3 separate regions of the Mus musculus genome follow, and all the other regions are linked to region 3. The links are chromatin loops, found by intact Hi-C in ENCODE. Cell type or tissue: left cerebral cortex. All regions are shown on one strand.

Region 1 (8,000 bases), 130 kb after region 3:
CCATCTCCAAAAACCAGGCAAGTTTTCCAGGATAGGGATTGAGACAACATCCCATACACAAAATCTTTGACCTACACTCTATCCTGCCTAACTATGTGTGGGAGAAAGAAGGAGCAGAGGAAATTGGATAGATAGCCAATGACTGGTCCAGCTTGAGAGACATTCCATAAGAGTAAACTTACCCTAGATGTTGGCAATAATACTCAGTTATACTTGAAGGCAAGAGCCTAAAATATCCATGATGAGAGAGTCATCACTCAGCAACTGAAGGAAGCAGATGCAGAGATACACTCCCAAGATAGGTTGAGCTTGGGGAATCCTGAGCAAGAGGGGAAGAGGGGAAAGAAGGATTTTGGGAGCAAGTGAGGTCAAGGAAACTGCAATATAGTCTACATAATCAATTAACCTGCCAGAAGTGCTCACAGAGACTGACCTACTACCATAAATAATGCATGGGACTGACATAGTCATTCTAAACATTTTTGACCTTTGTGAAGTTTGATCTTTGCAATGGGACTCCTAAGAGCAGTACTGGGGTCTGTATCTTACTCTGCTGCCTTTGTTTGAGATATTTTACTCCTATTTGGCTGCTTCCCCTGGCCCCAATAAGAGAACACGAATCTGTGCCTAATTGTTATGCTACATAATAGGTCAAAGCATTTTGCTATGGGAGGGGGGGTGACGCTCCCCTTTTCTAAAGAACGAAGGAGTAGTGGATGAGAGGGAGGGGAAGGATAGGAGAAGGAATAGGAGTAGAAGAAGGTGTGTAAATGGTTATCAGTACGTAAAGTAAATGAATGAATGAATGAATGAATGAATGAGCGAGCTACATTTAAAAATGATTGAAGCTGGTGGAACCTCCTGTTAACAAGAGAGATACCAGGGGTTCTCTCCTGTGCTTTCATATATGCTTCTTGGTCTACAATAAATTTTAAGTAAAGTTTGTCATGAACTATTTTATTTCACAGGCTGAGTATTTGCTATTTTAAAATTTCTATTTATATGCTTCTACTAGACAGATGTCTACTTTTCCCACACTATTTTGTATTTGTACAGCAGCAACATAATGGGTATATTGTTGATACCTAGAGTGGCTTCTTCTTTCTCTTGTTCCCATTGGTTTTAAATTTGATCTTTTAATCAAACATCCTTATTCAATGAGTTTCATTTTTCCTCCTTATTTTTATCTTTGTTGTAGTTTGTATTTTCTACTTCTTATGGCTTTTTCTTCCGTCCTCAATTTGGAGCATGCTTCTGTGAGATTATTCACTGAGGTAATTTTTTTGATTCATTTTGTTTTTCATATATATATATATATATATATATATATATATATATGTATATATATATATATGTGTGTGTGTGTGTGTGTGCGTGTGTGTGTGTGTGTGTGTGTGTGTGTGTGTGTGTGTGCTTGAAAGTCTTTAATTATTTTAAAATTTACTGAAATCCTTTGTTATTTTTGGACTCAGTGTCTCAGTGATTAAATATTTCAGAGTTTAATCGTATTCACCCACAGGTGATTCCTGCCCTTCTTTGATTTTTTATTACCATTCTTATAATAATCCTGTACTTCCTTGTTTAGTATATCATTGAACAGTCTTTCACATAAATATATGATTCTAATGTTTGAAATATTTCATTGATGTCTTCACATTTTTAATTATTAGATTCCACATTGAGATTAGAATATATATATATATATATATATATATATATATATATATATATATATATATATAAATATAATTTGAGGTCTTGTTAGAACACACAGGAGATTTCAATACTATCCTCTAAATGGATATGCAGTTTTATAACTTAATTTTCAGCTCTTATGTTCTTTGCTCTAAGAATGGAATTCTTAATCACATTGAGGAAGAAAAGTAACTTTAAATTTCATACTATCAGAGCAACAGGAGATACTACTTCAAATGAAACTGGGCAGTTTGAATATGATGTATTAAACTTATCACATCAGAATTCATACCTATGTTATACCTATCATGCATATTAGATATTTAATTTTCAAATTTTCTCAAAAGCAAAATTTTATTACTACCAATTTTTCCTCATATAGAGAATGCAACTTGCACAGGCTTCTTTATTTGAATGACCTATGAAAAATGAATGGGCCAGACAAGTTTGCTTTAGTGAGCATTATCTTTTACAATGTATGATCCAGGGCTATCGACATGGTTACAATCTCACAAACAATTCTTTTCAGGAGGAAAACCCATGTTTAATTTCCAGCACCCACTATGTGGCAAGAAGCTCTTGCAAATGCTCTGAGGTTTGAATAATTCTTCTGCTATCCATATATAGTACACATGAGCATTTGCACACATAAAAATGTAGAGAAAACATCTATACCAACATAAAAAAGAAAGAGAAAAAGAGAAGGTATAGTTTATAAGGTATCTGAATTTGTTATAAAATGTTAACGTATGGTTATGTAGAGGTATAGGAAATTTAGGAGTAGTTGTTAAACAGGTTTAAAAATACTATAATAAAAATCTGTGACTTAGATATGATGCAATTTACTCTGTCTTTACAAAGAACCAGAGTTTTTAAACATCCTTTGAAAGGGATAAAATTTTTGTCATAAAATTGAAACTCACTCTGTAAGAGTAATATTTGGACTAATAGTATATTGCTCAGTATACTGGAAATAATAGAAACTATTTTCTAAAACAGTTAAGTTAATATTAAAGGCATGAGACAGGTTCTGATATGATACAAATACACTGTATTAATGTTTGAAATCCTCAATGAATTACTAAAAAGTGACTTAAACATCAAAAAATCAACATAGTATATGGTGCTACAAATTAGTCTTTCACATGGCAATCAATTTTACCTCACCAGTTTCAAGGTAGTTTGGATGCACACACTTGACAGTTCAATTTAAATTAGTACAATTAGGCTGAACCCACCTGTGCACTTCCTTTTGCCCACTCTATCATATCTTCAGATAAATGTACCTGTTGACCATTTGGAAAATATGGACTAAATATCCCTATTTTAACTTTAAATCCAAGGCCATGTGGGAAATTCCAAATGTAGAAAATGTCATACTCTTCCTGCAGTTTGTCTCTTTGGTTCATATTCACTCTGTCCCCAACAGGATTAATGAACTGGGTCTTTCTCAGAAAGGAATACAGCTGAAAGACAGTCAGAATAATATAGACTATTTTTACTTCTTTAAAGTAATAAAATACATACTTATTTCATCTTAATGACAACTTTATTAACACTATGCCAGTGAAAATTTCAGTGAAATTTAATGAATATACAAAATTATAATGTTGCTGTTATTTTAGTTCTCTACGAGATTACCAATCAAGTACAAACATATGTGTAGACATCAAATATATTTGCAGTATGAAACACAGACACATGAAACAGACAGACTTGCATCCATATAGAGATACACACATAGCACAAGCACACACTCATTTACAGAAACATAAATATACATGCTCAAACACACATGTAAAAACACACAGGATATAAATCAAAAAACATCAAATAGACACAGAAACACACAAAACACATACTCAGTTTTACACACACACACACACACACACACAAAATGCATGCATAGAGAAATATTCATAGGTTCACATAGACCAGTATTGATACCCCAACACATAGTGATATTGATACACTGAAAAATTTATGATCTCATGCATAGACAGACAAAAATGAAAGAACATACACAAAAACACACAAAATCCAGGCACTTGCAGATGCATACATTTATAATTGTACAAAGAATATACATCCTGACAAAATCCACCATGCAGAACGAAATGGAAACAGACAAATTTATGTTAACTCTTTTACAGATAGATAGCCAGATTGGCAAAAAATTCTATGTATGACTCATCTCTCTCTGTTTCTCTCTTTGTGTCTTTCTCTGTCTCTCTCTCTATATATATGTATATATCTATATCTCTCTATATACATATCTATCATCTATATCTAGTAATAGACACAGATATAGATATACACACAAGTATAGAGAAACATAGAGACATACAAATAGGAAAGGAGAAATATACATTCACACATAACTACACATAAATGTAATGAACTGAATTCTAACATGAATTTCTGTGTAAATACTAATAGAGCACAAAATTATACTACTAGTCTAGAGTGGGAACAGCATGAGTTTGGATGTCTAGTTAAAACAATACTCTACAATGACTATAATGTACTTGAGAAAGGACGAGTGACAACTCATCATTTAGTAGACTCATGAGCATGGGGTGAGTATGATTTCAGGAACAGAAAATGTATAATGATATCCAAGTAATCAATAACAAAATCACAGGTCTACATGGACAGATTCTGCCTCATAGTATATTCGCTTAACATTAGAGTCTTATACTAATATAAAAATATACTTGCTCAATAAAAATTCTTTGCATCTTGGAAAACATTTTCTAGCACATTTGGTTTGGGCATTTATAGTCTCTTACAACTACAAAATTAATAACACTAAACATGATTTAACAGCAGAAACATTACCTTTTTGCAGCTATAATTGTGTTCTTTCCCATTGTCCTTGGGCAGATTATCAAACTTTTGAAAAGTTATCTGATGGAGTGCGTGGGCAAAAGCATAAACAGCATTGTATATGTCATAACTCCCTTCAATAAAGGCCATGTCAAAAGTATGTACCATTAACCATTCCAATGAGTGATTGGATGAGCAGTTCTTCAGTGTCTTACATTTAGAGGCTGAGACCTCACAGTTAAAGTGCATCCATTCCAGCTTTACCAGATACTCATCTGGGCATTTGACAGAGTTCAATGTCTGGACAAAATGTTTAAACCCAGATATCTCACTATGGTGTTGTCCAAAAGCAAAAGTCCCATATTCATTACCAAATGTAAAGTCTTTCATACCAGGACTGACATTCCACTGTGAGGTAGTGATCCATAGTCTCTGTATACCTAGGGATTCCCACATTCTAAAGCTTACAGCTAAAGTACTGTCTGTGTCACCATAAATGATGACAACATTTGTGGATGATGTCATGATTTGGTTGTAATACACTTCAGCTTTTGACATGTACAAATTCATGCTCATTGGAATCATGTTGACAAAAGCAAAGCAGATTGTATTTTTTTCCATCTCTGTTTTCAAATAGGAGAGAAATTGGATACCTTGATCATTGTCTGAGATGACCAACCCTACCCAGTTCCAACCGAAATGAATTATGAAGGATACCAGGCCAAAGGCTAGAGATGTATGGTCAGAAGCCATCTGATGTAGATAGGGAAATTTTTCATGATCACTCAGGACAGGATGAAAGGGTCCATAAGTAATCTGAAAGAACTAGAAATCAGGAACCAGCACAAGGTACAATGAATTCTTAGAACTTGTAAACATATTTTTATACACAATTCTAGAAATGTTAGCTAACTATTATTTTCTTCCTCATTTACATGACATATAAGGAAATGTAGAAACTGATCAAGTGTGTGATAGTACCCTTGAACTACTTAGATTTACCCAGGCCTAGTAAGATCAGGCTGGTACCAACAGATAAATGATTTCGTGACAGAATTCCCACTCTGCCTCAATAAACACACACACACACACACACACACACACACTTACCTGCTGAGATATGAAGTTGTTTAGGATTGTATTAAATTTCACAGTTGTTGCCCAATTCAGGCTTGTAAGCGCCATTGCACATTTGGTGTATTCTTTACACAAATAATTAGGGAAAATATCATAATTTTGTAAACTCACATGCATAAAACTCATTAATTTAGATTCCCAGACACAATTGTGTACTGAGAATTCAAATATTAGAGACATATTTGGCAAAATATCAGGGTTCATGTTGATTTCATATATGGAAAAAGCCAAAGCCAGAGCATACTTGTGGTTTTCAGTATGAGTTCTGTAAAAGTTCATAATGTTTATAATTAACTGCAATTTACAGATAACATTTGTAGTCAATAAAAGGACAATTCTACACTGGATTGCATTGTCCCCACCCCATAAAGATTGAAATGATCTGTGTAATGAGGTTGAAATGGCAAAGAAGCTGGAAGTTCATTAAACTCTGAAATGTTTATGAAAGGTCACCTCTCATAAATGAGCCACTATTAGTAATAACATCACTTTTCAAAAACACAAACAGATCCTTTATAGTCCATATATTGTGACCTTATTCTAAAGAGACAGTAAAGAACTGGACTTTGTAAGTTGTTAAAGCCAGTGAATTTGTATAGATCAAAATATAAAATTCACATGGACAGATATCTTAGTTCAACTTTTGATGCAGCATCTGTACATAAACAGGGACCACATGGAGGAAATTTAAGAAAGTGGCTGAATATGCACAGGTAGGTGTGCCTCCAATATTAATGGCCCCAAAACATGCACGAGAATCTACACTGAGATGGAAGGACCATCAGAAAACTCTATGGCCATTTGCCTAAACACCTAGGGTAAAATAGTAGAAAATTTATGGGCATTCTTTTGATAAGATACCATTGGTTTATGAAATGGAAACTGTATTTATGTGACATATTCAGGTCCAGATTTGTTTTATTGCTAAGTTTCCATTCCTATGTGCGAGGCTGATTTAAAAAAATACTCTGTCAATTTAAAGTGTTAAGATAGCATTAAGTCTGTAATAATATTTCAAGTTCTTCCTTGTTTTGCAGGCTGAAAACACCATGCAAAAGCCTCATAGCTTTGCTTTGCTCCTCATCCTCAGTAGTCTTGGGAAACATTCATGATGACTGTACATGGAAAACACAAAAGCACTTACTGTATATTCAATATATGACTAAAATACTCTTTCTCCACAGGCCGTTGTACTGCATGAATCATGAAGGTACATCCTGTTCCCTGGTTTCTGTCCCTGTTTTCATTCTGCTTCATTTTCCAAAAGCATCTAGGAGAAATAAAATCAGCCAGAAGAAGTGGAATGTTCAGGAGCCAGAAGAGGAAAATCAAGGTGAACATATTTTTCCTGTTCTGAGTCTGGGCAGTATTGATTGTGAAGTGCCAAACGGATCAGGAAATCAAGCAGGTACCAATAGATCCCCATGTACTATTAACACTGTGTCCCAGGGAGATGCTACACATGCATTCATGTTTCCTTTCTACAGGTGTTTCCTCACCCCTGGAGGAATCATTGATGCTCTCTCCCGAGGATCTTCACCTGATGTCCACTGTGCATGTGATAAACTTGGTTGATAATACAGATGAGGATGATGTAGCTTGATGGTTGACATCACACATGTTTAAGGAAATTAAGGTTCCTGGAAAGATTCCACTTTGTGAAAATTTGGTCCCAGGACTGCCTCAAAATCTGTTTATGTGAACACCTTAAATAATATCAATGTCCTTTGAGTTGATCCACCATGAGACATGCATTTATGGTTCAGGAAGGCCTCACAAAATCTGAGGTCATTGTTATACATCGGTCTTTGTGTCAAAATCTCCAGAGAAGAAAAATCAGCCTCATGTTTAGAGCATTTGATATCCACTGAGAATGCAGTATGGACAAGGATGCAGCAGTGACAGATACAGAATATCTGAACAAAATCAGTACTAACATTGTCTTTAGAATTAAAATTTTTTCCAATCTAGAAATACCTGAATCCTGCTGTATCCAAAACTATTCAAATTGTCACAGTACCACATTTTTCTTACATATATTTATTTTTATTAAAGTCATCACTTATAATTTTTAAATACATTTAGAATAGGCCCCAGTATAGTTAGAATTCTATTTTTTTCAATATATATAGCATGAAGGCTGAGATATATTCTGTTAAGTTTTAATAATTTTATTTATTTACATTCATTTGTTGATCTGCTCTCAGGCCTCTTGCTTTTAATTAATTTATTTATTTACTTTTTCATTTTTAATTTTTTATTAGATATTTTCTTTATATACATTTCAAATGCTTTCCCGAAAGTTCCCTATACCATCCCTCTGCCCTGCTGCCCTACCC
Region 2 (8,000 bases), 150 kb after region 3:
AGCTCAAGGAAACACTGCTCTGTGTGACCAAGAGGAGAGGATAGATATAGTTCAAGTATCCCTGAAAAGAAATGCTATTCCCTTTACTAAAAGAACAATAACATTATTTTAATAGCATCGTATTATACTCATAAAAAATTCCTTGCTCAACCATCATCAGAAAATCTTCCCTCTGTAGCAGAAGGTAAGAAATTCTGACATCCCCACCCAGACACAATGCTCAGAGTGAGAATCTTAGATCTCAAAGAAATGTCTCCTTGAAATATCTCCTCTCAGGCTTTAGCAAAGACCATGGAAAACATAGTAGAGAAACTGAGAAAAACAGTGGTATTTAGGTCACTGCGGAAACAAGGCTTTCTTAATCAACAGAAATGACACACAATAGAAGCACAGAGATAACAGATAAAGGGCCTACATCTGTCTTCCACAAAAGAAATTAGAAATCGAAACATGCCCATTCTCTAATCCACAGCAATCTCTAATTAATAGCCACTTGCCAATCAAAATTTAGTTTATTTTAAAGGAGTCTCAATCAGGAAACAAAATACTTTTAAGGGTAGACTGCATGTGCAGTAAAATATGGACAACAGAAAATGAAGTCAATTGCTACTTTTGAGGTTAATGTCTCATATTTCATTTCAGGTCTCTCCCCTCATATCTCTCTCTCTCTCTCTCTCTCTCTCTCTCTCTCTCTCTCTCTCTCTCTCTCTCTCTCTCTGTGTGTGTGTGTGTGTGTGTATAAAGCATTGTTCATTTCTTTTTAACCAAAAGTGTCTTTGCCTATATATTTTGGCTTCAGGATTAGAATTGTTAATGATATGCCTGGTAGTGTGAACATATGAGTTTCTGATTTTCATGCCTTTTCTTGTGGTCTGTTCCTAATGCTTATTCCTTTATACTAATTATTATGAGTTAATCTTTAATTTATCTCAGTGTATTTTATATTAATATATGTTATTATTCCACAGAAGCTTAATTGTTTTTTAATGAGAGATAATATTTGGGTGGTTCCAGATGAAAAGGGACGTGGGAATGGCCTGGATGTATTAGATGGTGGTAAAACAATAAGCAAAGTATATTATGAGAGAAAAATTAATTTTCATTTTCTTTCCATAGTTTATTAATTTATTTTAATTCCCATTACACCCTAATCACATCCTTATCTCCCTCCACTCCGCTTCCCTTAGAAATGCCTCCTCCCATTTCCACTCCCCTTCTCCACAGACAAAGGGAAGATACCTTGGGTACCACCCCACCTTGGGAAATCTTGTCCTAAAATGACTAAGAACTTTTTTTTGCCACTGATGACCAATCAGTAAGTTACATTAGGGGATAGTGATCCAATGGCAGTCAATAGAGTCAGAGACAGCCCCCTGTTACATTGTTAAGAGACACAGTGAAGGCTAAGCTGAATATCTTCTAGAAATGTGGGTGAGCCTAGGTCAGCCACTGATTTCTCTTTGTTTGGTGGTTCAGTCTCTATGTAACCCAAGGATAGTTGACTATGTAGGTCTTTTGTAGTGTTCTTGATCCCTCTGAATCCTCCAATTCTATCCCACATTCCTCCATAGACTCCCAAAATCCCATCAGATGTTAAGATATTACTTTCTGCATCTGTTTACAGCCACTGCAGATGGAGGCCTCTCAGGAGACAATTTTGCTTCATATCTGTCTGCAAGCATAACATTGTATCATTATAGTATCAGCGGTTAGCTCTCACCCCTGGGATTGGCCTCATGTTGGGACAGTTATTGGCTGTGCTCTCAGTGTCTGCTCCATCTTCATCCCTGTGCATCTTTTAGGCACTACAAATTTGGGATTGAAAGTTTTGTAAGTGGGTTGATATCACCCCTTTTCAACTAGAAGTCCTGAAAAGCTAGAGGAAGTAACCACTTCAGTCTCTTTATCTCATGCTGGTAGGAATTTCTGCTTGGTAAATCCTATATATTCTCTATATTGTTGTCTATCCCAGGTCTCCATCTAGGCTCAAAGATGCTCCCTACAAATTTCCACTTTTTCTCCCAGTCCTCTCCAGCTCCTCCTTCCTCCAACACCCAGTTCCAACCCCATACAAATATTCACTCCATCTCCAAATTAGTTCCCTCTATGTTTCTAGATTTGGAATATGTTCTTTTATGATTTTGGTGAAAATATTTTTATGCCATTGAGCTAGGATTATTTTCTTTCAGCTATTCATGCAATTCATAGCTTTGGTCTTTTCATATTGTCCCAGATTTCCTCAATGTTTTATGTTACAAACTTTGTAGATGAAATAAGTTTTTTCCTTTGATTTTATTTATTGTTGTTAATTAGGTATTTTCTTCATTTACATTTCCAATGCTATCCCAAAAGTCCCCCATACCCTGCCCCCCCCCACTCCCCTACCAACCCACTCCCACTTCTTTGCCCTGGCATTCCCCTGTACTGAGGCATATAAAGTTTGCAAGACCAATGGACTTCTCCTTCCAATGATGGCCGACTAGGCCATCTTCTGATACATATGCAGGTAGAGACATGAGCTCTGGGAGGTACTGGTTAGTTCATATTGCTGTTCCACCTATAGGATTGCAGACCCCTTTAGCTCCTTGGGTACTTTCTCTAGCTCCTCCACTGGGGGCCCTGTGATCCATCCAATAGCTGACTGTGAGCATCCACTTCTGTGTTTGCTGGGCCCCGGCAAAGCCTCACAAGAGACAGCTATATCTGGGTCCTTTCAACAAAATCTTGCTAGTGTATGCAATGGTGTCAGCGTTTGGAAGCTGATTATGGGGTGGATCCCCGGGTATGGCAGTCTCTAGATGGTCCATCCTATTGTCTCAGCTCCAAACTTTGTCTCTGTAACTCCTTCCTTGGGTGTTTTGTTCCCAATTTTAAGAAGGAGCAAAGTGTCCATACTTTGGTCTTCGTTCTTGAGTTTCATGTGTTTTACAAATTGTATCTTATATCTTGGGTATTCTAAGTTTCTGGGCTAATATCCACTTATCAGTGAAGACATATGTGAGTTCTTTTGTGATTGGGTTACCTCACTCAGGATGATGCCCTCCAATCCATCCATTTGCCTAAGAATTTCATAAATTCATTCTTTTTAATAGCTGAGTAGTACTCCATTGTGTAAATGTACCACATTTTCTGTATCATTCCTCTGTTGAGGAATATTTGGGTTCTTTCCAGCTTCTGGCTATTATAAATAAGGTTGCTATGAACATAGTGGAGCATGTGTTCTTTTTACCAGTTGGAACATCTTCTGGATATATGCCCAGGAGAGGTATTGCAGGATCCTCCTGTAGTACTATGTTCAATTTTCTGAGGAACCGCCAATATGATTTCCAGAGTGGTTGTACAAGCTTGCAATCCCACCAATAAAGGAGGATTGCATCTTTCTCCACATCCACACCAGCATCTTCTGTCACCTGAGTTTTTGACCTTAGCCATTCCGACAGGTGTGAGGTAGAATCTCAGGGTTGCTTTGATTTGCATTTCCCTGATGATTAAAAATGCTGAATATTTTTTCAGGTGCTTCTCAGCCATTCGGTATTCCTCAGGTGAGAATTCTTTGTTTAGCACTGAGCCCCATTTTTTAATGGGGTTATTAGATTTTCTGGAGTCTACCTTCTTGAGTTCTTTATATATATTGGATATTAGTCCCCTATCTGATTTAGGATAGGTAAAGATCCTCTCCCAATATTTTGGTGGCCTTTTTGTCTTATTGACAGTGTCTTTTGCCTTACAGAAGCTTTGCAATTTTATGCGGTCCCATTTGTCGATTCTCCATCTTACAGCACAAGCCATTGCTGTTCTATTCAGGAATTTTTCCCTTGTGCCCATATCTTCTAGGCTATTCCCCACTTTCTCTCTATAAGTTTCACTGTCTCTGGTTTTATGAGGAGTTCTTGGTCCACTTAGATTTGACCCTAGTACAAGGAGATAGGAATGGAACAATTCACATTCTTCTACATGATAACTGCCAGTCGTGCCAGCACCATTTGTTGAAAATGCTGTCTTTTTTCTACTGGATGGTTTTAGCTCCCTTGTCGACAATCAAGTGACCATAGGTGTGGGTTCATTCCTGGGTCTTCAATTCTATTCCATTGGTTTACTTGTCTGTCGCTATACCAGTACCATGCAATTTTTATCAAAATTGCTCTGTAGTACAGATTTAGGTCAGGCATGGTGAATCCATCAGATGTTCTTTTATCCATGAGAAGAGTTTTTGATATCCTATGTTTTTTTGTTATTCCAGATGAATTTGCAGATTGCCCTTGCTAATTCAGTGAAGAATTGAGTTGGAATTTTGATGGGGATTGCATTGAATCTGTAGATTGCTTTTGGTAAGATAGTCATTTTTACTATATTGATCCTGCCAATCCATGAGCATGGGAGATCTTTCCATCTTCTGAGATCTTCTTTAATTTCTTTCTTCAGAGACTTGAAGTTCTTTTTTTTTTTTTTCCATTTTTTATTAGGTATTTAACTCATTTACATTTCCAATGCTATACCAAAAGTCCCCCATATCCACCCACCCCCACTCCCCTGACCACCCACTCCCCCTTTTTGGCCCTGGTATTCCCCTGTACTGGGGCATATAAAGTTTGCAAGTCCAATGGGCCTCTCTTTCCAGTGATGGCCGACTAGGCCATCTTTTGATATATATGCAGCTAGAGTCAAGAGCTCCGGGGTACTGGTTAGCTCATAATGTTGTTCCACCTATAGGGTTGCAGATCCCTTTAGCTCCTTGGCTACTTTCTCTAGCTCCTCCATTGGGAGCCCTATGAACCATCCATTAGCTGACTGTGAGCATCCACTTCTGTGTTTGCTGGGCCCCGGCATAGTCTCACAAGAGACAGCTACATCTGCGTCCTTTCAATAAAATCTTGCTAGTGTATGCAATGGTGTCAGCGTTTGGATGCTGATTATGGGGTGGATCCCTGGCTATGGCAGTCTCTACATGGTCCATCCTTTCATCTCAGCTCCAAACTCCGTCTCTGTAACTCCTTCAATGGGTGTTTTGTTCCCAAATCTAAGGAGGGGCATAGTGTCCACACTTCAGTCTTCATTCTCCTTGAGTTTCATGTGTTTAGCAAATTATATCTTATATCTTGGGTATCCTAGGTTTGGGGCTAATATCCACTTATCAGTGAATACATATTGTGTGAGTTTCTTTGTGAATGTGTTACCTCACTCAGGATGATGCCCTCCAGGTCCATCCATTTGGCTAGGAATTTCATAAATTCATTCTTTTTAATAGCTGAGTAGTACTCCATTGTGTAGATGTACCACATTTTCTGTATCCATTCCTCTGTTGAGGGGCATCTAGGTTCTTTCCAGCTTCTGGCTATTATAAATAAGGCTGCTATGAACATAGTGGAGCATGTGTCCTTCTTACCTGTTGGGGCATCTTCTGGATATATGCCCAGGAGAGGTATTGCTGGATCCTCCGGTAGTACTATGTCCAGTTTTCTGAGGAACCGCCAGACTGATTTCCAGAGTGGTTGTACAAGCCTGCACTCCCACCAACAATGGAGGAGTGTTCCTCTTTCTCCACATCCTCGCCAGCATCTGCTGTCACCTGAATTTTTGATCTTAGCCATTCTGACTGGTGTGAGGTGGAATCTCAGGGTTGTTTTGATTTGCATTTCCCTGATGATTAAGGATGTTGAACATTTTTTCAAGTGCTTCTCTGCCATTCGGTATTCCTCAGGTGAGAATTCTTTGTTCAGTTCTGAGCCCCATTTTTTAATGGGGTTATTTGATTTTCTGAAGTCCACCTTCTTGAGTTCTTTATATATGTTGGATATTAGTCCCCTATCTGATTTAGGATAGGTAAAGATCCTCTCCCAATATTTTGGTGGCCTTTTTGTCTTATTGACAGTGTCTTTTGCCTTACAGAAGCTTTGCAATTTTATGCGGTCCCATTTGTCGATTCTCGATCTTACAGCACAAGCCATTGCTGTTCTGTTCAGGAATTTTTCCCCTGTGCCCATATCTTCAAGGCTTTTCCCCACTTTCTCCTCTATAAGTTTCAGTGTCTCTGGTTTTATGTGAAGTTCCTTGATCCACTTAGATTTGACCTTAGTACAAGGAGATAAGTATGGATCGATTCGCATTCTTCTACACGATAACAACCAGTTGTGCCAGCACCAATTGTTGAAAATGCTGTCTTTCTTCCACTGGATGGTTTTAGCTCCCTTGTCGAAGATCAAGTGACCATAGGTGTGTGGGTTCATTTCTGGATCTTCAATTCTATTCCATTGGTCTACTTGTCTGTCTCTATACCAGTACCATGCAGTTTTTATCACAATTGCTCTGTAGTAAAGCTTTAGGTCTGGCATGGTGATTCCGCCAGAAGTTCTTTTATCCTTGAGAAGACTTTTTGCTATCCTAGGTTTTTTGTTATTCCAGACAAATTTGCAAATTGCTCCTTCCAATTCGTTGAAGAATTGAGTTGGAATTTTGATGGGGATTGCATTGAATCTGTAGATTGCTTTTGGCAAGATAGCCATTTTTACAATGTTGATCCTGCCAATCCATGAGCATGGGAGATCTTTCCATCTTCTGAGATCTTCTTTAATTTCTTTCTTCAGAGATTTGAAGTTTTTATCATACAGATCTTTCACCTCCTTAGTTAGAGTCACGCCAAGATATTTTATATTATTTGTGACACTTGTGACAGGTTTTGTTTCCCTAATTTCTATCAAAGCCTGTTTATCCTTTAAGTAGAGAAAGGCCATTGACTTGTTTGAATTAATTTTATATCCAAATACTTTACTGAAGCTGTTTATCAGGTTAGGAGTTCTCTGGTAGAATTTTTAGGGTCACTTATATATACTATCATATCATCTGCAAAAAGTGATATTTTGACATTTTCCTTTCAAATTTGTATCCCTTTGATTTCCTTTGGTTGTGGAATTGCTCTGCCTAGGACTTCAAGTACCTCATTGAATAGGTAGGGAGAAAGGAGGCAGCCTTGTCTAGTCCCCAATTTTAGTGGGATTGCTTCCAGATTCTCACCATTTACTTTGACCTTGGCTACTGGTTTGCTGTAGATTTCTTTTATCATGTTTAGGTATGGGCCTTGAATTCCTTATCTTTCCAAGACTTTATCATGAATGGGTGTTGGATCTTGTCAAATGCTTTTTCCGCAACTAAGGAGATGATCATGTGGTTTGTCTGTATGAGTTTGTTTATATAGTGGATTACTTTGATGGATTTCCATATATTAAACCATCTCTGCATCCCTGGAATGAAACCTATTTATTTTATTGAGTATTTTTGCATTGATATTCATAAGGGAAATTGGTCTGAAGTTCTCTATCTTTGTTGGGTCTTACTGTGGTTTAGGTATCAGAGTAATTGTGGCTTCATAGAATGAGTTGGGTAGAGTACCTTCTGCTTCTATTTTGTGCAATAGTTCGTGAAGAACTGGAAGTAGATCTTCTTTGAAGGTCTGATAGAACTCTACACTAAACCCATCTGGTCCTGCGCTTTTTTTATGGTTGGGAGACTATTAATGACTGTTTCTATTTCTTTAGGGGATATAGGACTGTTTAGATCGTTAACTTGATCCTGATTTAACTTTGGTACCTGGTAACTGTCTAAAAATTTGTCCATTTTGTCCAGGTTCTCCAGTTATGTTGAGTATAGCCTTTTGTAGAAGGATCTGATGGTGTTTTGGATTTCTTTAGGATCTGTTGTTATGTCTCCATTTTCATTTCTGATTTTGTTAATAAGGATTTTGTCCCTGTGCCCTCTAGTGAGTCTAGCTAAGGGTTTATCTATCTTGTTTATTTTTCTCAAAGAATCATCTCCTTGTTTGGTTGATTCTTTGAATAGTTCTTCTTGTTTCCACTTGGTTGATTTCACCCCTGAATTTGATTATTTCCTGCCATCTACTCCTCTTGGGTTAATTTGCTTCTTTTTGTTCTAGAGCTTTTACATGTGTTGTCAAGCTGCTAGTGTGTGCTGTCTCTAGTTTCATTTTGGAGGCACTAAGAGCTATGAGT
Region 3 (8,000 bases):
ACATAAACTAGAAGAAGGAGATGTAAACAATGTGTTGATCTATGAGAACTGAGGGTCACATTTGAGGATCATGTTTTAGAAATCAAATAAATAGTCAGGTTAGTTTCTTATTAATCATTGGTAATATGAGCGCTAGGTCTTTTTTAGTTTTGAAATGAGCACACAGATCAAGTATTATCTGGAATTTGATGAATATTTAAAAAGCAAGAGGCGTGAGAGCACGTCAACAAATGAATGTAAATAAATAAAATAATTAAAATTAACCAAATTTATCTCAGCCTTTATGCTATAGATTGGAAAAAATAGAATTCTAACAATACAGGGGAATATTCTAAATGTACTAAAATTATGATTAATGACTTTAATAAAAATAAATATATGTAAGAAAAATGTGGTCCTGTGATAATCTGGATAGTTTTGGATACAGCAGAATTCAGGTATTTCTAGACTGGACATAATTTTTAATTCTCAAGACAATGTAAGTACAGACTTTGTTTAGATATTCTGTATCTGTCACTGCTGCATCCTTGTCCATACTGCATTCTCAGTGGATATCAAATGCTCTAAAACTGAGACTGATTTTCCTTCTCTGGAGATTTCTGACACAAAGACCAATGTGTAACAATGACCTCAGATTTTGTGAGGCCTTCCTGAGCCATTAATGCATGTCTCATGCTGGATCAACTAACAAAATCCATTGATATTATTTAAGGTGTTCACAAAAACAGATTTTGAGGCAGTCCTGGGACCAAATTTTCACAAAGTGGAATCTTTCCAGGGACCTTAATTTCCTTAAACATGTGTGATGTCAACCATCAAGCTACACCATCCTCATCTGTATTATCAACCAAGTTTATCACGTGCACAGTGGACATCAGGTGAAGATCCTCAGGAGAGAGCATCAATGATTCCTCCAGGGGTGAGGAAACACCTGTAGAAAGGAAACATGAATGCATGTGTAGCATCTCCCTGGGACACAGTGTTAATAGTACATGGGAATATATTGGTACCTGTTTGATTTGCTGATCTGTTTGGCACTCCACAATCAATTCTGCCCAGGCTCAGAAGAGGAAAAATATGTTCACCTTGATTTTCCTCTTCTGGCTCCTGAACATTCCACTTCTTGTGTCTGATTTTATTTATCCGAGGTGCTTTTGGAAGATAAAGCAGAATGAAGACAAGAATAGAAACCAGGGAACAGAATGCACCTTCATGATTCATGCAGTACAACGGCCTGTGGAGAAAGAGTATTTTAGTCATATATTGAATATACAGTAAGTGCTTTTGTGTTTTCCATGTACAGTCATCATGAATGTTTCCCAAGACTACTGAGGATGAGGAGCAAAGCAAAGCTATGAGGCTTTTCCATAACAGGAAAGAGCTAGAAATATTTTTAGCAACTTAATGATATATTACCAATTTAAATTGATAGAGTATTTTTTTAATCAGCCTCACACTTAGGAATGGAAACTCAGCAATAAAACAAATCTGGACCTGTATATGTCACATAAATACCTCTCCTAGGCAGTTTCCATTTCACAACCAATGGTATCTTATCAAAAGAATGCCCATAAATTTTCTACTATTTTACCCTATGTGTTTAGGCAAATGGCCATAGAGTTTTCTGATGGTCCTTCCATCTCAGTGTAGATTCTCGTGCATGTTTTGGGGCCATTAATATTGGAGACACACATAGCTGTGCATATTCATCCACTTTCTTAAATTTCCTCCATGTGGTCCCTGTTTATGTACAGATGCTGCATCAAAAATTGAACTAAGATAGCTGTTCACTGTGAAGTTTATATTTTGATCTGTACAAATGCGTTGGCTTTAACAACTTACAAAGTCCAGTTCTTTACTTTCTCTCTTTAGAATAAGGATGCAATATATGGACTATAAGGGATCTGTTTGTGTTTTTTGAAAAGTGATGTTATTACTAATAGTGGTAACATCTCATTTATGAAAGATGACCTTTCATGAACCTTTCAAGGTTTAATGAACTTCCAGCTTCTTTGTCATCTCAACCACATTACACAGATCATTTCAATCTTTATGGGGTGGGGACAATAAAATCCACTGGAGAATTGTCCTTTTATTGACTACAAAATGTTATCTGTAAATTGCTGTCAATTATAAACACTGTAACCTTTTATAGAACTCATACTGAAAACCACAAGTATGCTCTGGCTTTGGCTTTTTCCATATATGAAATCAACAGAAACCCTGATATTTTGCCAAATATGTCTCTAACATTTAAATTCTCAAACTACAACTGTCACTGGAAATCCAAATATAACAGTTTCATTCATTTGAGTTTACAAAATCATGATATTCTCCCTAATTATATGTGTAAAGAATTCACCAAGTGTGCAATGGCACTTACAAGACTGAATTGGGCAACAACTGTGAAACTTAATACAATCCTAAACAACTTCATGTCTCAGCAGGTAAGTGTGTGTGTCTGTGTGTGTGTGTGTGTGTTTATTGAGACAGAGTGGGAATCCTGACATGAAATCATATATTTGTTGGTGCCAGCCTGACCTTACTTGGCCTGGGCAAATCTAAGTAGTTCAAGGGTACTATCACAGACTTGATTGGTTTCTCCATTTCCTTATATGTCATGTAGATGAGGGAGAAAATAATGGCTAGCTAAGATTTCTAGAACTGTGCATAAAAATATGTTTACAAGTTCTAAGAATTCATTGTACCTTGTGCTGGTTTTTGTTTTCTAGTTCCTTCAGATTACTTATGGACCCTTTCATCCTGTCCTGAGTGATCATGAAAAATTTCCCTATCTATATCAGATGGCTTCTGACCATACATCTCTAGCCCTTGCCCTGGTATCCTTCATAATTCATTTCAGTTGGAACTGGGTAGGGTTGGTCATCTCAGACAATGATGAAGATATCCAATTTCTCTCCTATTTGAGAAGAGAGATGGAAAAAAATACAGTCTGCTTTGCCTTTGTCAACATGATTCCAATGAGCATGAATTTATACATGTCAAGAGCTGAAGTGTATTACAACCAAATCATGACATCATCCACAAATGTTGTCATCATTTATGGTGACACAGACAGTACCTTAGCTGTGAGCTTTAGAATGTGGGAATCTCTAGGAATACAGAGACTATGGATCACCACCTCACAGTGGGATGTCAGTCCTAGTATGAAAGACTTTACATTTGGTAACGAATATGGGACTTTTGCTTTTGGACAACACCATAGTGAGATTTCTGGGTTTAAACATTTTGTCCAGACATTGAACTCTGTCAAATGCCCAGATGAATATCTGGTAAAGCTGGAATGGATGCACTTTAACTGTGAGGTCTCAGCCTCTAAATGTAAGACACTGAAGAACTGCTCATCCAATCACTCATTGGAATGGTTAATGGTACATACTTTTGATATGGCTTTTATTGAAGGGAGTTATGACATATACAATGCTGTGTATGCTTTTGCCCATGCACTCCATCAGATAGCTTTTCAAAAGCTTGATAATCTGCCCAAGGACAATGGGAAAGAACACAATTATAGCTGCAAGAAGGTAATGTTTCTACTGTTAGATGATGTTTAGTGTTATTAATGATATAGTTATAAGAGACTATAAATGCCCAAACCAAGTGTGCTAGAAAATGTTTTCCAAAATACAAAGAATATTTATTGAGCAAGTAAATCATTATATTAGTATAAGACTCTAATGTTAAGCAAATATACTATAAGGCATAATCTGTCCATGTAGACCTGTGATTTTGTTACAGATTACCTGAATATCATCATACATGTTCTAATACTGAAAACATACTAAGCCCATGCTCATGAGTCCACTGAAAGATGAGTTGTTGTTCATTAAATCTCAAGTACATTTATATCATTGTAGGGTATTGTTTTAATTAGACATCCAAACTCCTGCCGTTCCCACTCTAGCCTAGTGGTATCACTTGGTGTTCTGATAGTATTTACACAGAAATTCATGTTAGAATTCAGTTCATTACATTTGTGTGTGGTGATGTGTGAATGTATATTTCTCACTTCCTATTTGTATGTTTCTATGTTTCTCTATATCTGTGTGTATATCTATATCTGTGCCTATTACTAGATATAGATGATTGATATGTATATGAAGAGATATAGATATATACATATATAAAGACAGAGAGACACACAGAGAGAAACAGAGAGAGATGAGTCATATATAGAAACATTTTGCCAATCTGCCTATCTATCTGTCTAAGTCAGTTAAGAAAATATTTGTCTGTTTCCATTTCTTTCTGCATGGTGGATTTTGTCAGAATGTATATTCCTTTGTACAATTATAAATGCATGCATCGCCGGGTGTGGTGGCAAATGCCTTTAATCCTAGCACTTTAGAGGGAAAGGCAGTCTGATCTCTGATTTCGAGGCCAGCCTGGTCTATGGAGTGAGTTATAGGACAGCCAGGGCTATATAGAGAAACCCTGTCTCAAATAAATAAATAAATAAATAAATAAATAAATAAATAAATAAATGCATCTGCATGTGCCTGGGTTTTGTGTGTTTTTGTTGTATGTTTTTTCATTTTTGTCTGATTGTGCATGAGATCATAAATTTTTCAGTGTATCAATGTCACTCTATGTGGGGGTATCAATACATGTCTATGTGAACCTATGAATATTCCTCTGTGCATGGGTTTTGTGTGTGTGTGTGTGTTTGTGTAAAACTGAGTATGTGTTTTGTGTGTATCAGTGTCTATTTGATGTTTTTGATGCATAGTCTGTGTCTGTGTGTATGTGTGTTTTTATACATGTGTTTGGACATGTATTTGAATGTTTCTGTAGATAAGTGTGTGCTTGTGATATGTATGCATCGCTAAATGGATGCAAGTCTCTTTGTTTCATGTGTCTGTGTTTCATACTGCAAGTATATTTGATCTCTACACATATGTTTGTACTTGATTGGTAATCTCTTAGAGAACTAAAATAACAGCAACATTATAATTTTGTACATCCATTGAATTTCACTGAAATTTTCACTGGCATAGTGTCAATAAAGTTGTCTTTAAGAGGAAATAAGAACATATTTTCTTACCTTAAGAAAGAGACTATATATTATTCTGACTGTCTTTCAGCTGTATTCCTTTCTGAGAAAGACCCAGTTCACTAATCCTGTTGGGGACAGAGTAAATATGAACCGAAGAAACAAACTGCAGGAAGAATATGACATTTTCTACATTTGGAATTTCCCACAGGGCCTTGGACTTAGAGTTAAAATAGGAATGTTTAGTCCATACTTTCCAAATGGTCAACAGGTACATTTATCTGAAGATATGATAGAGTGGGCAAAAGGAAGTGCACAGGTGGGTTCAGCCTAATTGTACTAATTTAAATTGAACTGTCAGTGTGTGCATCCAAACTTCCTTGAAACTGGTGAGGTAAAATTGATTACCATGTGCAAGACTGATTTGTAGCATCCTATACTATGTTTATTTTTTCATGTTTACGTCCCTTTTTAGTAATTCATTGAGGATTTCCAACATTAATACAGTGTATTTGTTTCATATCAGATACTGTTTCATGCCTTTAATATTAACTTAACTGTTTTAGAAAATAGTTTATATTATTTCCAGTATACTGAGCAATATACTATTAGTCCACATATTACTCTTACAGAGTGAGTTTCCATCTTATGACAAACCCTTTCAAAGGATGTTTAAAGAATCTGGTTCTTTGTAAAGAGAGAGTAAATGCATCAAATCTAAGTCACTGATTTTTATTATATAGTTTTTAAACCTGCTTAACAATTAGTCCTAAATTTCCTACACCTCTACATAACCATACATTAACATTTTATAACAAATTTAGATACCTTATAAACTATACCTTGTCTTTTTCTTTTTCTTTTTAAAAATTTTTTATTAGGTATTTTCCTCATTTACATTTCCATTGCTATCCCAAAAGTACCCCATAACCCACCCCCCACTTCCCTACCCATCCATTCCCACTTTTTGGCCCTTGCGTTCCCCTGTACTGGGGCATATAAAGTTTGCAAGTCCAATGGGCCTCTTTTTCCAGTGATAGCCAACTAGGCCATCTTTTGATACATATGCAGCTAGAGACAAGAGCTCAGGGATACTGGGTAGTTCATATTGTTGTTCCACCTATAGGGTTGCAGTTCCCTTTAGCTCCTTGGGTACTTTCTCTAGCTCCTCCATTGGGGGCCTTGTGATCCATCCAATAGCTGACTGTGAGCATCCACTTCTGTGTTTGCTAGGCCCCGGCATAGTCTCACAAGAGACACTTATATCTGGGTCCTTTCAGCAAAATCTTGCTAGTGTATGCAATGGTGTCAGCGTTTGGAAGCTGATTATGGGATGGATCCCTGCATATGGCAATCACTAGATGGTCCATCCTTTTGTCACAACTCCAAATTTTGTCTCTGTAACTCCTTCCATGGGTGTTTTGTTCCCATTTCTAAGTAGGGGCAAAGTGTCCACACTTTGGTCTTCGTTCTCTTGAGTTTAATGTGTTTAGCAAATTGTATCTTATATCTTGGGTATCCTAAGTTTCTGGGCTAATATCCACTTATCAGTGAGTACATATTGTGCGAGTTCCTTTGTGATTGGGTTACCTCACTCAGGATGATGACCTCCAGGTCCATCCATTTGCCTAGGAATTTCATAAATTCATTTTTTTAATAGCTGAGTAGTATTTCGTTGTGTAAATGTACCACATTTTCTGTATCCATTCCTCTGTTGAGGGGCATCTGGGTTCTTTCCAGCTTCTGGCTATTATAAATAAGGCTGCTATGAACATAGTGGAGCATGTGTCCTTCTTACCGGTTGGGACATCTTCTGGATATATGCCCAGGAGAGGTATTGCGGGATCCTCCGGTAGTACTATGTCCAATTTTCTGAGGAACTGCCAGACTGATTTCCAGAGTGGTTGTACAAGCTTGCAATCCCACCAACAATGGAGGAGTGTTCCTCTTCCTCCACATCCTAGCCAGCATCTGTTGTCACCTGAATTTTTGATCTTAGCCATTCTGATTGGAATGAAGTGGAATCTCAGGGTTGTTTTGATTTGCATTTCCCTGATGATTAAGGATGTTGAACATTTTTTCAGGTGCTTCTCAGCCATTCGCTATTCCTCAGGTGAGAATTCTTTGTTCAGCTCTGAGCTCCATTTTTTAATGGGGTTATTTGATTTTCCTGTATTTCTTTAAGTGAGTTATTAATTTCTTTCTTAAGCTCCTCTACCAGAATCATGAGATACAATTTCAAATCTGAATCTTGCTTTTCTGGTGTGTAGGGGTATCCAGGACTTGCTGAGGTCAGAGTGCTGGGTTCTGATAATGGTGAGTGCTCTTGGTTTCTCTTAGTAAGATTCTTACATTTGCCTTTCACCAATTGGTAATCTCTGGTGTTAGTTGTTATACCTGTGTCTGGCTGGAGCTTTTTCCTCCTGTGATTCTGTTAGCCTCTGTCAGCACTCCTGGGTGTCCAAGTCTCTCCTGAGTCTCAGTGGTCAGAGTACTCTCTGCAGGCCACCTCTCCTCTGGTGGGGAAGAAGCACAGGTGTCTGGAGCTCAGATCTGCTTCCTGGCTGAAGATGAGGCCCAGAACAGGGCCTGTCTCAGAAGCTATGTTTCTTCTGCAGTCCGCAGGCTCTCCTGCACATGCTGGTCTCTCCTGAAATAATTCTTGACCAAAAATCTACCAACAGATGTCAGCAACACAACTAAAATATTAGTCAATGTGCCCAAATAACTTCATTCTATGAATGCAAGTATGGCTCATCAAATGAATATAAGTTACATGTAAAACATCACACAATCAAACTTAAAGATAGAACTATATTTTATACAAAAACATGCAGAAAAAAGCTCTTAATGCAGTCTACCATCATTTCAGAATTTAAAAAAGAATAAGCCAAATCTGACAATCTATGAGAATACTTGTTTCAATAAAGAAGACTTCTTTCTTTCTTTGTTTCTCTCTTTCTTTCTTTCTCTCTTTTCTTTTTTT

The links. A loop is a pair of places that touch in the nucleus more often than their neighbours do. Peaks named below come from ENCODE experiments on the same cell type or tissue, not always from the same donor. Only the 100,000 strongest peaks of a DNase experiment are listed, where the experiment ranks them.
Region 1: a loop joins it to region 3, with 6 times the contacts of the local background. A loop is called at or near these places in 6 of 42 quality-filtered maps.
Region 2: it touches region 3 in a loop (6-fold over the local background); 10 of 42 quality-filtered maps call a loop at or near these places.

The regions. Positions count from the first base shown.
Region 1 is chr17:23,342,979-23,350,978 of GRCm38, reverse strand. It overlaps Vmn2r115 (vomeronasal 2, receptor 115), which reads right to left and starts at 7,002. Exons shown (of 6, transcript NM_001104579.1): 1 at 6,806-7,002; 2 at 5,635-5,926; 3 at 4,537-5,349; 4 at 2,934-3,161. The coding sequence starts at 7,002. In left cerebral cortex, no CTCF peak of the experiment used is centred here; no DNase peak of the experiment used is centred here.
Region 2 is chr17:23,322,861-23,330,860 of GRCm38, reverse strand. No RefSeq gene overlaps it. Among named protein-coding and RNA genes, the nearest start is that of Vmn2r114, 15 kb to the right of the region's middle. In left cerebral cortex, no CTCF peak of the experiment used is centred here; no DNase peak of the experiment used is centred here.
Region 3 is chr17:23,472,675-23,480,674 of GRCm38, reverse strand. Vmn2r117 (vomeronasal 2, receptor 117) reads left to right here and starts at 1,078. Exons shown (of 6, transcript NM_001104581.1): 1 at 1,078-1,274; 2 at 2,156-2,447; 3 at 2,733-3,545; 4 at 5,106-5,333. The coding sequence starts at 1,078. In left cerebral cortex, no CTCF peak of the experiment used is centred here; no DNase peak of the experiment used is centred here.